Regions from separate parts of the Homo sapiens genome. Here region 2 is linked to region 1. A link is a contact called in ENCODE Hi-C or POLR2A ChIA-PET data. All regions are on one chromosome and are shown on one strand. The core of a region is the stretch at or near the end of the contact, and the rest is flanking DNA. Distances in the headings are between cores, read along the strand shown.

Region 1 (6,382 bases), core at 1,676-4,175:
GGCTCCCACAGTGCAGAGGCAGGCTGAAGGGCTCCTCAAGCCCGGCCAGAGTGGGCGCCGAGGCCGAGGAGGCACGGAGAGCGAGTGAGGGCTGCCGGCATGCTGTCACCTCTCAATATGAAGACTAAAGATAGAATAAAGAGAGCAGGCAAGGCAGGGAGAGGCTCTGGAGAAGGAAGAGAGAGAATCACCATTCAGCCCCCACTATGGAAAATTTGTGGCACCACAGCAAAGTCTAAGGAAGATTTCAATTTGTTATTGGCTGGGCCAACATAAACCCTCTGCTGGCTCGATGCAATCTCTAGTAAATTATATATTGCTCATGAGTGCTTTTGTGTGAATGGATTATTTTAGGGGAAAGCAACTAACTGAAGGAAACTGGAAAAGACAGTTATTTTTTTCTCTTTTGAGAAAGTAGTAAGACACATTTTTAAATGAGAGGAAACAAGAGATTACAGGGTTTAATGCTTCCCAAGCAAAGAAAACTCTATGGGTTTCTTTATAAGGAGAAAGAAATAAGAAAAAGAGATAAAACAAAAGAGAAAAACTATATATGTGCACATTAATCATCATCACATTTGTTCTCCTTAAGATCAGTTTTTTAATAAGCTATCTGTACTGGTAGATTACATAGGGAAAGAAAAATCCGCATGCAAAATCAGTGAGAAATGATGAAAGAACATTGACCATCACACTGGCCTGAAACGTAAGATCCTCTCCTTTGGTGCTGGACTAACTGTGAAGGAGTTGGTTACTAAAAGAAAGAAAAATTCTAATGGATATTGTTGTGAAAAGCAAAGTTATATTAAGATACTCTGATGATATAACAATGAAGCCTTAGTGAGAATCCTGTGAGTTCCTGGATATAGGGCTAATCGTCCCATTTTTTACCCACTGTAATCCATTTTTACTGATGGGTTCATTTTTATTCTCTTGCTAAATTGCTTGATGAATATTTTAAATATCCTGCCTGGGTATCTTGGTTTTAAAGCTTATTTTATGTCAAGGTACAATTTCTCAAGTTACTTGGGATTTGGGCCCCTTCTTACTTTCCCTTGTCACATCTTTTTTAGCCCCAAGGGTTTTGACATTAAAGTGACATCTAACACTCAGCAAATTAGGGTTGTCTAGTTTCACTATTAATGTTGCCTACCTCTTATGCTTCTCAAGATAACACACACACACACACACACACACACACACACATTCATGAATCAGATAATAAAGGATGCAAGTAGAGACAAGGCTCACCATTTGACCCCTACTTCTTTGAAGTAGTTAGAACATTTTACTTGCAAGTGACAGAAACCCAGTTCAAGCTGCCAAACCAAAACCAAACTGAAAAAAAAAAAAATAGACTTTTGAACTACCAAGGTAGGCAAGACTGCATACAGATCAGGTTCTTCCCTGTGGCAACGCCATCTCCATAGGGGCTATTTGGAAACACATGAGGGTGCTTTATCACAACTGGGTGGGGGGTGGCGTTCAGGGCATCTGCCAAGGATGTGCAGGTGGGGCAGTGGGCAAAACATCCCACCCAAGGAGGATTTTTAAAAAATTTACCCAGAATGACAGTAGCTCTCCCTTTGAGAAATCTGAAGCAGGTGATGAAAGCATTTCACCAAGAATCTCTCTTGGTTCTGCTTTGCTTATGTGATGATGGCTGTATTCTCAGGTGGGGTTACTGCAGGTATTGGCAAAATAGCCACCTACAGCCTCAGGCTACCCTTTTAGCGATGTCCACAGAGCAACAGTTCTTCCTTCCCATTTGCTTTAGTAGGGAATCCTGATTCCATTGAGTAGGATTGGTCCTACTTGAGTAATTTATAAACCTGGAGAGTGGAGGGATTCAGTGCTGTGGCTGGCCGGACTTGGGACACACATCTTTCTGTAGAGACCGGGGGTAGGGGTCAGGCTAACCCAACACACAAGCCTGAGAGGGATGGAAGAAGTTCCCAGAGAGATGAAGGGATGTTAGCAGAGAGGGGAACAGACAGCAGATGGGCAAATACAAAACATGTCCATTGTCTGTATGGTCTAATTTCCTGAACATCTCTTCAGTCACCCCACATTTCAGGATTCCCTAATATACCAGACCCATATACCTCAAGTTTTTGTACTAGATTGTTCTCTTGTCCTCAGATGCCTTTCCTCATCTCTTTTTGTTTGTCAAACTTCTACTTATGCCTCAGGACTGAAATATCACCTCTTCTGTGGAGCTTCCTTTTTAGCTGTCCCTACTAAACTCGTACCTCCCTCCTCTGTGCACGCATAGCATTTTGTCCATGAAAAGAAGGAATTGAATTAATTAGCAAGGATAAGGAGCTGAACAATCCACATCCTTTTTGGAAATGGAAAGCAGATGATGCTGTATTAGATAAGATCAAACAACATCAAATAAACAAATGTTTATTGAGTGTGTACCATGCACAAGGCTTTCCAAGCAGAACCTTGCTGATTGTGTGTGTGTGTGTGTGTGTGTGTGCACGTGTGCTTGCAGATGCTTAGAATCACAGGCTTTTATGATCTGGGTTTCTTAAACCTTATCTGGTTCAACCACTTCCTTATTCAGATCAGGTAACTGAGGCTGAAGTGGGTTTCTTTCTAGCTCTAAAAAGTATATGATCTGAGTCACTAAAAGGAAGGAAAGGTTGGCCCAATTCTAGGCCAAAAAACCACAGCTATGTAGCTTAAACTTCCTGTTTTAAATGCCATGCCAGGATAAAATTCTTGTCTACAGGGTAACAACCACTCCAGAGAGAGAATCAAAATTAACACCAACCTCTTTCTTTCCCCTGCCTCTTTCTCTCTCTCAATTTCTCTCTCTTTCTCTCTCGCTTCTCTTTCTCCCTTTATTTCTCTGTTGCCTCTCTTAAGGAGACATAGGAAACTAAGAGGACTGAGTGGCAGGGCCAAGGCATTGGGAGCACGATTCATACTTTTTTTTCTATCTTGCTGATGTGTTTATAGAAGTACACTATTTATGACTCAGTACATAGTGAAGAGACATAACAAATTTTTCTGGGAATTCAAAATATGCAAACAGAATATGTATCAAATGCATGAGAATTATGGGGACATATGTTTTAAAACAAAGGGATAAAGGTGCCTACTCTTTGTGACAAAGTCCCTTCCATGTTTATGACAATGTCTGCATAGCCATTCTCTTTTGAAGAAGCCAGAATTGGCTAGAAATAGAATTGCATGAACCCTGTCATATTCAAAATGGAAAGTAGATATTTATTTGCATTCCTGCCAGGGATACTCAGGCACAAACATATAGAAATATTTCCATAAAATATGGTTTAAAAAAAATGCCAAGGCCCATCCTTCCCACTGCCATTGCCCCTGTTGCCTGCAATCCCAACTCTGCATTCGGGCTCTCTCCAGGTTTTGCCCCACTAATCACTCTTCCACCTGCTTCCTGGTGCCTTTAGATCTTTTTTTCAACATATTATACCCAGGTTCAAAAATGGCCTTATAAAACGTCATCCTGCCTCCCCAGCCTAGCATCAGGGCCTTCTTCCTTGACTCAGACCATCCATAAACTGTTCAAGCATGTTTGATGTATATGTAGCATGTGTCTGGCACTGCTCCAGGGATCAGGTCACTAAACTGAACAAGAATGGGCATATATTCCAGTGGAAGTACCTAACAATAAACAAGTAAATAGGCAAGTGAAGAAAATGAAATTAGGTAATGTGATAAGAAGTGGCCAGGGGCAGTGTAACAACCTGAGGATATCTGGCAAAGGTCACTCTCAGGAAGTGATATTGAGACCTGACTAATAGAAAGGAGGTAATTTCTGGGGACATCTGAGGATGATCTCTCCAAGCAGAAGGAGAAGCAAAGACAAATTTCCAGAGTTGTGGAAGAATTAAATATGTTTGAAGAATAAAAATGTAAAACAAGGTGATATGGTGGAGGGCAGTTAGTAAGCTAAAGAGGTGAGCAAGAAGTCTAATCATGACATGTCTTAAAACCACAGAAAAAGGAAGTGTTGGTTTTATTGGAGGACCATAGAAAGTTATGATCCACTTTTCAATCTGGGAGGAACATGATTGCCATTTTTAAAGAGTTTACTTTGGCCTTTCTGTGGACAATAAACTGAACGATATCCTCACCCTCATATATTCACACCATGGTGTAATCCTCTCTCCTTGAGAGTTGACTGGACCTACTGACTCACTTCTAATTAACTGAAAACAGCAAATAAATGAGATATCTCTTCTGATATTAGGTTGTGAAAAGACTTTGGCTTTCATCTCTCTCTTTCTCTTATTCTCTCTTTTCCTCTCCTGGTCCTTCTCTTCCTTTGCTCTGTCATACATGCACATATGGCAGGTTTCATGTTGTGAGCTGCCCTATGGAAAGGCTTACCTAACAAAGAAAAAAATGTCCCTTCCTAACAGCAGTCTACAATCACTGCCCACAGCCATGTGAGTGAGCCTGGAAGTTTTATTAGTTGGCTGGGGCTGCCATAACAAAATACCACACACTGAATAGCTTAAACAACAGAAATTTATTTTCTCTGGAGACTAGAAATCCAAGGTCAAGGTGTTGCCAGGGTTGGTTTCTCCTGGGGCCTCTCTCCTTGGCTTACAGACATCTGCTTCTTACTATGTTCTCACATGGCCTTTCCTCAGTGCATGTGAGCCTCTCCTGTCTTTCCCTCTTCTTATAAAGGCACCAGTCATAGTGAATTAGGACCCCACCCTGTGGCCTCATTTGACCTTAATTACCTCTTTAAATGCCCTATCTCTAAATACAGTAACATTCTGAAGTATTATAGGTTAGGGCTTTAACATATGCCTTTTGGGGACACAATTTGGCCCATATCAAAAGCAGATCCTCCCTTAATTGAGCCTGAAGATAACTACATTACAGTGACACTTCAGTTTCTAACCTTGTGAGAGACCCTGAGTCAGAGCTGCTCCACCAAGCCATGTCTAGTTACTACCCCATAGAAATATGTGAGATAGAAATTAGGTATTGTTTAAGCAGCTAAGTTTGGAGGTAATGTTTTACACAGAGGTAGATAACTAATAACAGATATTGGTATCAGGAGTGGGATGCACTTTAAAGATATCTAAATATGTGAAGTTGGCTTCAGAAACAGGCAGAAGGTAGAGACTGAAAGGATTTTGAAGAACATGTTACAGAAATCCTAAATTGCTTGCACTAACAGATTGTTAGTGCAAATATAGACTTTGAAGATGTTTCCAGTGAGGGTTCAAAAGGAAAAGAGGAACATGTTATTAAAAACTAGAGGAAAGGCAATCCTTGTTTCTTTGTTATGTAGTGGCAGAAAGCTTAGTAACACTGTCACCTGAAGTTATGTGGAAAGCAGATGTTTGTAATGAACTTTTTCATTTAGCTAATAAGCTTTCCAAACAAAGCGTTTAAGGTATTGCCTGTTTTTATTTTGCTATTTAAAGTAAAAGGTAAGAGGAGAGAGATAAATTGAGGAAACAACTATTAAACTTAAAGGAGCCAGGACTGGATGGTTTAAAAATTATTTAGCTTTTTCAGACACCAAAAGATGCCAAAATTAATACATGGCTTCCAAGCAAAGTTCAGAACCATAGCACTGCCAGGAAAATGTAATCTACAGGTAAGGCTGAAAGTGGGACTGTCAGGCTTATCATTAGGATGTCTGAAAGATCAAGTGTGGCACCTCAAAGTATCCATCACATAAAAATCCATTTGAAGAGATCAAGGTTGCACATCACAGAGCCTGTCAACTTGACACAGGGCAGGCGGGCTGCAAAATTGGGGCTTAGCCTGAGAGGGTTCTTGGCTTTGCCCAGGAAAGAATTCATGGGTGAGTTGGTGGTGTTAGATGGCAACTTTTATAGAAGCAGCTGTGCACAGCAGCAGTGGAGGTACTAATCCTAGCAGAGCAGGGCTACTGCATAGGTAGTATGCCTAGAGTAGCAGCTCAGAGGCAGTTCTGCAATCATATTTATACCCACTTTTAAGTATATGCAAATTAAGGGGCAGAGTATGCAGAAATTTCTAGTAAAAGGGTGGTAACTTCTGGGTCATTGGGTCATTGCCATGGAAAGGAGCAGTAACTTCCAGGTGTTGCCATGGCAATGGTAAACTGACATGGCACTGGTGGGCATGTCTTACAGAGAGCTGCTTTTGCCTCTTCCCTGTTTTAGCTAGTCCTCAATCTGGTCCAGTATCTGAGCCGTGCCTCCAGAGTTGAGTACCACCTCCTACCTCAAACTGAACTACAGGGTCTCTAGGAAGCCTAAGGGCATTGCGCCCCAGCCATCTCACCAACAGCCCAAGATAGGAAAAAAAATATGGATCTTAATAAGATTTGTGGGTGTGGCTTTTGTCTAATGAAGAAAATATCAATGATATTTGCAGG
Region 2 (7,228 bases), core at 433-2,932, 94 kb after region 1:
GATAAAGCATTAATTGTGAAATTGTCAAACTTTGGTTCAAATCTCAGCTCCCAAATTTACCATGGGAAGATGAAATTGTATCTTCTTATCCTCTATATAGTTTTGTCTACTATAATATATATATTACTCTAAATATAGTATTAGTATTAGTGTGTGTGTATATATACATATAGATGTATACTTTCTTAAGTGTTCTGAAAACTATCAAATGAGATAAAATATTGAAGAGCCAACTGCAAGTGAGTGATAGTATATATTTATTCGTTCCATTTTCCTTTTCTTCCAAGGCACCTCCTAGTGGAGGTGCCATCTGAAGCTGGATCTCAATTTTGTTTTGAAATGCCCATATTTTGCTATTTAAAAAAAATTCAACCCTCCACATTCCTTCTTACTTCTCAATCTTTACTCTCTGTACAGTTCTGAAGATTACCCAGTCTTCCAGCTTCCAGGCACTCCCTATCCTTTGCAGACTCTGTACCCCCACCAAACCAGCCTTTCTAAAGCAGCACATTTTACACTTACCTCCACCTTCAAATTGGTTATGGCTGAATTGCCTACATAGGCAATTTTGAAGGTTGCCATTCATTTGCACTTGCATTCATTGATCCTATAAAGAACTGGACATTGAGCATCATCATAAGACCACACGTTTAATGGGGAAACAGAATGAAAGCAACTGCGAATAGTGTGAGGAATTCTAGACTAACAAGGCTGTAGTCTCTTCCCAACGGGATATCCTCAGCTTTAGAAATTAGGTTTGCTTTACTTGACTTCTGTGTATTTTTTCTCAATGGTGAGAACTTTGGATTAATATTTGAGGATCATGCTGAGATGATGACAAGCAGCTAGATATGGCACTGTCCAAGTATCTGTTGTCTTGGTATAATGTGAATGGATACTCAAAGGTAGACGTTTTGCCTCTTTTATCTCTGAATTCTCAGATGGCACTGAACATGGTCTGATTTTTCCAGTAAATGGATGAGTGATGAATAGAATGAGCACTAGCTTTAGAGACAGACATTGAATGAAACCTCATCTTTGTCAAGTACCAATTGTAGCAATTGTAAATGAGACTTCGTTTCTCTTAAAAATCAGTTTTCTTAGGTGTAAAGTGAAGCTGATAAAAACTACATCAAGGATTGTTGTATTAATTAAAATAAGTTAGGTGCATAACTTAGAGCTTAGTACACAAAAGGTGCTCAAAATTTGTCAGTTCGGTTCACTTTTCTTTCCCCTTCCCTTATGAAAATCTACTGAGGTAACACAGACAAGACAGTTCTTACAATGCCTACAACCTCTGTGCACTGTGGTAGGCTAAGCTGCTACTGTAGAGCCATGCTTCTGGGTGGCAGTAGTGAGGGTAAATCAATACTTATCAAGGATCCCCCGACTCATGTCTCTGAGAGCCTTGCATACCTGAGACCTCACTACTTAGGAACCCTGAATCAGCAGGCACATAAGTATAATTTGTCATTTAAATAGCATCTAGCCCTTTGATATTGGGCAAAAACTGCGTAAACATCCATGAGTGCTGCCCTTGCTTTCTGCATGAACTCTTCACTTTCCTTTTACTCCTTCTTTTAGAATGTTAGATGAGGATATTTCTTGAACCAAGTACATAGATCTTTTTGCACATTTGTTCCGATTTTACTGAAAAGGAACTTTGCCTCAGGCTTTCCAAATAGTTGAAATTCTCAAGAACTTTAAATTCCTTTCTGCACAGACAAAAGGAAGTGACTTATTTCCCACGCTGTGAAACCGTGCTATATATTTACGGATTTTTGACAAGTACTTTCAAGTCACAGGGCAGCACACACACACACACACACACACACACGCACACACACACACACACATCTTTATCTCTATATCTCTCTATCTCTAACTCTATCTCTATCTCTATTTCTATCTCTATCTTCTCTATCTCTATCTCTACTGGAGTTCCATGAAAGGATAAGAGACTTTGAATGTCCGGGCCACTGGAGGAAGTAATCTAACCTTTCCACAATATCTGCATTAATAGAAAGGCACTTAGAAATTCTTTACTGAATGACTTTCTTACAATTAAAAGCATATATTTAAACTATAGAACCAGGAAATACATATTTTTATACGTTATGTTTTTCTTTATGGTTCCTCCCTGAGAGATTCAAATATTAAAGCCATAAATTCTCAAATAGAGACAGAATGCTAGCTGTGGCTGGAAGCAAAGGGACGACCACATGGCTGGAATCTGGGCTTGTCTGACGCCTGGACCATCACATTGTTCAGCCTGGTCTGTTTGATGTATGCTTGAAAGAAAAATTGGGCAAAACCAGAAGCTACAAAATAGAATTTGTGGACTGTATCCACCCCAGTGTTCTTTACGGGTGTCTCAGAGAAAATATACGTTGAAAATTTCTTTTAGTATTTTAAAAAGGTTTTTTTCCTCTGTTTTTTTAAGTTGATATATAATATTATATGCATTTATCACAAACAACATGATTTTCTATGGAATACATATATTGTGGAATGGTTAAACCTAGCTAATTAACACATGCATTACCTCACATGGCCATCACCTTTGTGGTGAGACTGATTAACATTCGCTCTCTCAGCATTTTCAAGAATACAATATGTAGTCATAAGCTCTAGTTACCATGCTGTACAACAGATCTCTTGAACTTAGTCCTCCTACTTGACTGTAATTTGGTGTCCTTTGACCAAGGTCTCCCCAGCCCACCCAATACATTTGTTCTTTTATGTATTCACTCTGTTCACAAGTTCTGAGCTCCTACTATGTGGCAGGTACTACTGAGCTGCAGGAGCTGTAATAATGATACAAAGAAGGAAAAAAAGATTTCCCTTAAGAATCTGAGGAGAGGCTGAAAGGTGTGTCTCCTGCTTTCACTCATTCTGTCTTTAGTCACAACAGGGATTCAGCTATGAGTTGAAAGCTGAGACACAAGCTGGAAGATGACATATAATAAAAAAGAGCCTCCTCATCTCCCCCACCATAAAAAAAGCACAGATTACTAAAAGAGCAAAGGTATAAATATAATGATTCATTCAATATGGAAAGAAATAAAGGCTCTAAGAGACTTTTGCATAAGAGGAAATGTGAACTTGGAGCAGAGAGAGAGATCCCCCACATCAGCTGAGGACTTAGAAGCCTCTGCCTAGCCTCTGCTCATTGCTGAGCCAACCCCAAAAGGCTGAAGCCCCATGCCTCCACTGGGTGGGGTCTGGGGCTATGTATGCCATGATTCTGTGTCTTAGCACCATGGTGAGCTCAAAATACCTGCCTAACTTCTGAGTAAGAACCTTTCACCTCACAATCTAACAAACTGTAGGTATGCTTGGTGTAAATCCACACTGGGATTAGAGTCTGGTCCTGAACTCTAGTCTGCTTGACTGAAGCCAAGAAACTCTGATCCTTTGGTCCCATTACCTACTCCTAAATAGCCTGTATTGCACAGATTTTGTTTTTATTTGTCCAGAACTCATAACCTCCCTTACTTGGGGAAACTCTTTTTTTTCCCTTCAAAATCACAGGATTCTTAGTAATGAGCCATATTCCTCTATAACCAAATATTGAGCTTAACATGAACCCAGAATTGGGCTTGCCACTGACTTGGGCCAAGTGAAATTTATAGGCATAATTTTTTCAATTTGCTTATAGAGGAGAAGGAAACTTGACTCCAGAATTAGAGAATAAGAGAATGTTCACAGGTATATTTCCTGACACATGAAGAAAGCCTTTTTTAGTGCAGTGGAAAAGAATAATCAACGAAAAACAAATATAAGAGACAAAAAAGAGAAAGTCCAATTGATCCAGTCATACCCAAGATAATCACCAATTCTTGACATGTTGGCTTTTCTGCTATAAGCCTTCCCTTTTATTTATTGTTTATGCTTATCTGAGCTCATTCTTTATCACTTGAATCTGAAACATCTCTGACTACTGTAGAGATGAACTCGGTTCCCCAAATCTGAATCATATTGAATTTCCGTTGTTGATAGAATTTGGATAGACCACACTACTGGTTTGCTCACTTTAGGTATTGCTCATTTTTATAAAACTCTTCTGCTTATACCTCATTGGTTAGAACATAATCACATGACCAAATCTAACTGCAAAGGAAGCTGGGAAACATAGTCTTTATTACATACTTGGCTAATCACTGGGGGTCTCTTATCTAGAAATAGAGAACATATTGAAGTAAATGACTACAGGTTTGACACACTCAAAGACTGATTGCAAATTTCCATTTATTTCCCCTTAAAAAACTACTAATGATTTTAAAAACTTCATAGAAACATTAAAGAAAGATCAGATAAAGCTCCAGATGTACAAACAAAACAAAGGATATGGTATCAGGCCCATGTTATGATGATTTCATTATTGCAAGATTTATCGAACATTCAAAGATCAATTAAGCCAGTACATTGACATATTAAGAGAAAATTATTATGGTGATCTCAATGAAGGTAGAAAAAGAATTTGACAAAGTTCAATGGTAACTAACGGAAAAATAAACTCTTGGCAAAACAAGAGTAAATAGGAGGAAATCACTCTAACTTAATAAAGCTTGGCAAAAAAGGTCTTGCCATCAACATGCTTTATGTTAAAGAATTGAAAGTTCATAATTTGAGTGCAAAAGCCACAGAATTATTGCACCATATATTTTCTATTCTGCTTTGTACTGGAGGCCAATGGCCCTTGCAGTAAAACAAGAAAAAGAAAAACAACAGTGACAATAAATGTGTAGGGTTATAAAGGATTAAGCAAAAGTGTCTTTATCCTCAGATGATATAATTGCATATAGAAAAAAATAAAAATATTCTACAGATAAGTTAGGCATTAGTAGGAGTTTAGCAAGGTTGCTGCTACAAAATTAATATCTAAGCAATTAATATCCAAATTAACACACAGTTTGGAAAATAAAGTTTAAAACATTACTATTTACACTGTTGAAGTACATAAAATATCTAGAAGTTAGGCAAAAATGTGTGAGGAATACTCAACTTGTGGCTTGACTTTTCACTCTGTTAATGGGATTTTTTAGTAAACAGAATTATGTACCAAAAGCAATTAATTCTATCTTCTTTTCTGTATGATAAGTGGATTTCTAATCTTGTTTACAATAGCCTTCCTTACTCATAGTCATGGAAATAGCTTCAACTATCTGAAAAAATAGAAACTAATTTGATCTTTCTTAATTGAACCACCTTTTGAATTATTTTATTTAAAAATTTTAGCAGCAACGTTAATATCTCACTCATATATCCTGATATAGTTTGGCTGTGTCCCCACCCAAATCTCATCTTGAAATTCCACATGTTGTGGGAGGGACCCAGTGGGGGGTAATTGAATCATGCAGCAGGTCTTTCCTGTGCTGTTCTCATGATAGTGAATAGGTCTCATGAGATCCAATGGTTTTAAAAAGAGGAATTTCCCTGCACAAGCTCTTTTCTCTTGTCTGCTGCCATGTGACACGTGCCTTTTACCTTCCACCATGATTGTGAGGCCTCCCCAGGCACATGGAACTGTAAGTCCAATAAACCTTTTTTTCTTCTGTAAATTGCCCAGTCTCGGGCATGTCTTTATCAGCAGTGTGAAAATGGACTAATGCATACCCATTCCCTTATAAGCATTTAGTCATCATTCTTTTCCTGCAAACTATTACACACCACTTAGAAACCCACAATAGCTTTTTGCTATTTGTTCTAACTCTATTTTCTCAATTCTCAAATCCATTCTTTACAAACTTACTCAAAAATAAATTATTATTACCAACCTACATCGTAGCTAATGAAGATGCAGAAATAAAAGAAATAAATATTGGAAGGCACTTGCAAAACTTATCATAATTTTTTATGGTATGATTGTAAAACTGAAAAAAGTAAATAATGACATAAGACATAAAAAAGAGTCTAGTAAGATGTCTAGATAAAAAATATTCAATATGTTAAAATCTAGATCTTTCTTTTACCCAACAAATTATTAGTTGGGAAAAAATAATGGAAAGAAACAGCAATCCCTATGGCTACAAATCTCAATGGGAACCTGTCCTGGATTCTCTCTGGAACAAGAGGGTTGACTTTACCCGGTGTTCTGCTACACTCTGCAGAAAGTCCTAGAAGTACCCCTTCCTATGTCAGGGGTCACAGTATCTGTAACGTTCTAGCTTCTACCCCTTAAGACACAAGAGAACCCACATCTGTTCTAAGGGGCTAAGTAAACACAGGTGTCATCGATGACATCACTCTCCATTCCATCCTAAGATAAAGAATACCATTTTTTCCAAGATGTGTTTCCCAGAACATCTTTTACAGACAACAAACTCAGCCTCCAACATAGAAAATATTTTAGATTTTCATCTCCAGAACTGTTTTGCTCCTTAGAATCTCAAACCTTTTGATTCCTGAGGAGAATATTGACTTTACATTTATACAGTATGAAATCCCATTTGATGTTTGTCATTGATGTTTTTTCTTAATTTCTTCTAACAAAGGAATTAGCTTCTCAAAAATGGTATTGAAATCTTTCTAGCTTTTATGGTAGAAATGCTTACAATGATTAAATATTGTTTCTTTGCCCCCTAGTTTCTACCCATCAAATTTTCTAAAATTCATAAATTGTCAATCTAGCCTAGGGACTCTGCACTTCTGCTCTATCCCACACTCCTACAGGTTTCTACCCTCCTCAAGTCTGAAGATCAATTCAGCCACCTTTATGTGTGTTTCAATGTTTTTTTTTTACTTTTATTTTAGGTTCAGCAGTACATGTGCAGGTTTGTTATACAGCTAAATTGCATGTTGCAGGGATTTGGTGTACAGATTATTTTGTCACCAAGGTAATACGCACAGTACCAGAAAGGTAGTTTTTCTATCCTCACTGTCCTCCCACTCTCCACCCTCAAGTCAGCTCCAGTATCTGTTGTTCCCCTTTTTGTGTCCATATATACTCAATTTTTAGCTCCCACTTATAATTGAAAACATGTGGTCTTTGGTTTTCTGTTCCTGTGTTACTTTGCTTAGGATAATGGCCTCCAGCTCCATCCATGTTGCTACAAAGGATATGATCTCATTCTTTTTTATGGTTGTGTAATAGTCCATGGTGTATACATACCACATTTTATTTATTTATTTATTTAGAGATGGAGTCTCACTCTGTCGCCCAGGCTGGAGTGCAGTGGCGCGATCTCGGCTCACTGTAAGCTCTGCCTCCTGGGTTCATGCCATT

What was found. Hi-C counts contacts between places; a loop is a spot of excess contacts on that map. ChIA-PET counts read pairs that join two places held with the same protein, here RNA polymerase II (POLR2A). Pooled maps may share reads with other maps.
Region 2: a loop to region 1 is called in a pooled map, with 4 times the contacts of the local background. The contact joins two enhancer-like sites. A Hi-C loop is called at or near these places in 1 of 168 maps with a recorded cell type or tissue (naive thymus-derived CD4-positive, alpha-beta T cell) and 6 of 50 pooled maps. POLR2A ChIA-PET finds 5 or more read pairs at or near these places in 3 of 52 experiments (CD4-positive, alpha-beta memory T cell, activated CD4-positive, alpha-beta memory T cell and activated naive CD8-positive, alpha-beta T cell).

Annotation. Positions count from the first base shown.
Region 1 is chr2:12,854,511-12,860,892 of GRCh38, forward strand. No RefSeq gene overlaps it. Among named protein-coding and RNA genes, the nearest start is that of MIR3125, 120 kb to the left of the region's middle. RefSeq lists a cis regulatory region at 2,495-2,658. Within about 2 kb of position 2,926, at least 6 of the 41 ENCODE cell types and tissues checked have a DNase peak (open chromatin) inside an H3K27ac peak, as active enhancers do.
Region 2 is chr2:12,949,814-12,957,041 of GRCh38, forward strand. No RefSeq gene overlaps it. Among named protein-coding and RNA genes, the nearest start is that of MIR3125, 220 kb to the left of the region's middle. Within about 2 kb of position 1,683, at least 2 of the 41 ENCODE cell types and tissues checked have a DNase peak (open chromatin) inside an H3K27ac peak, as active enhancers do.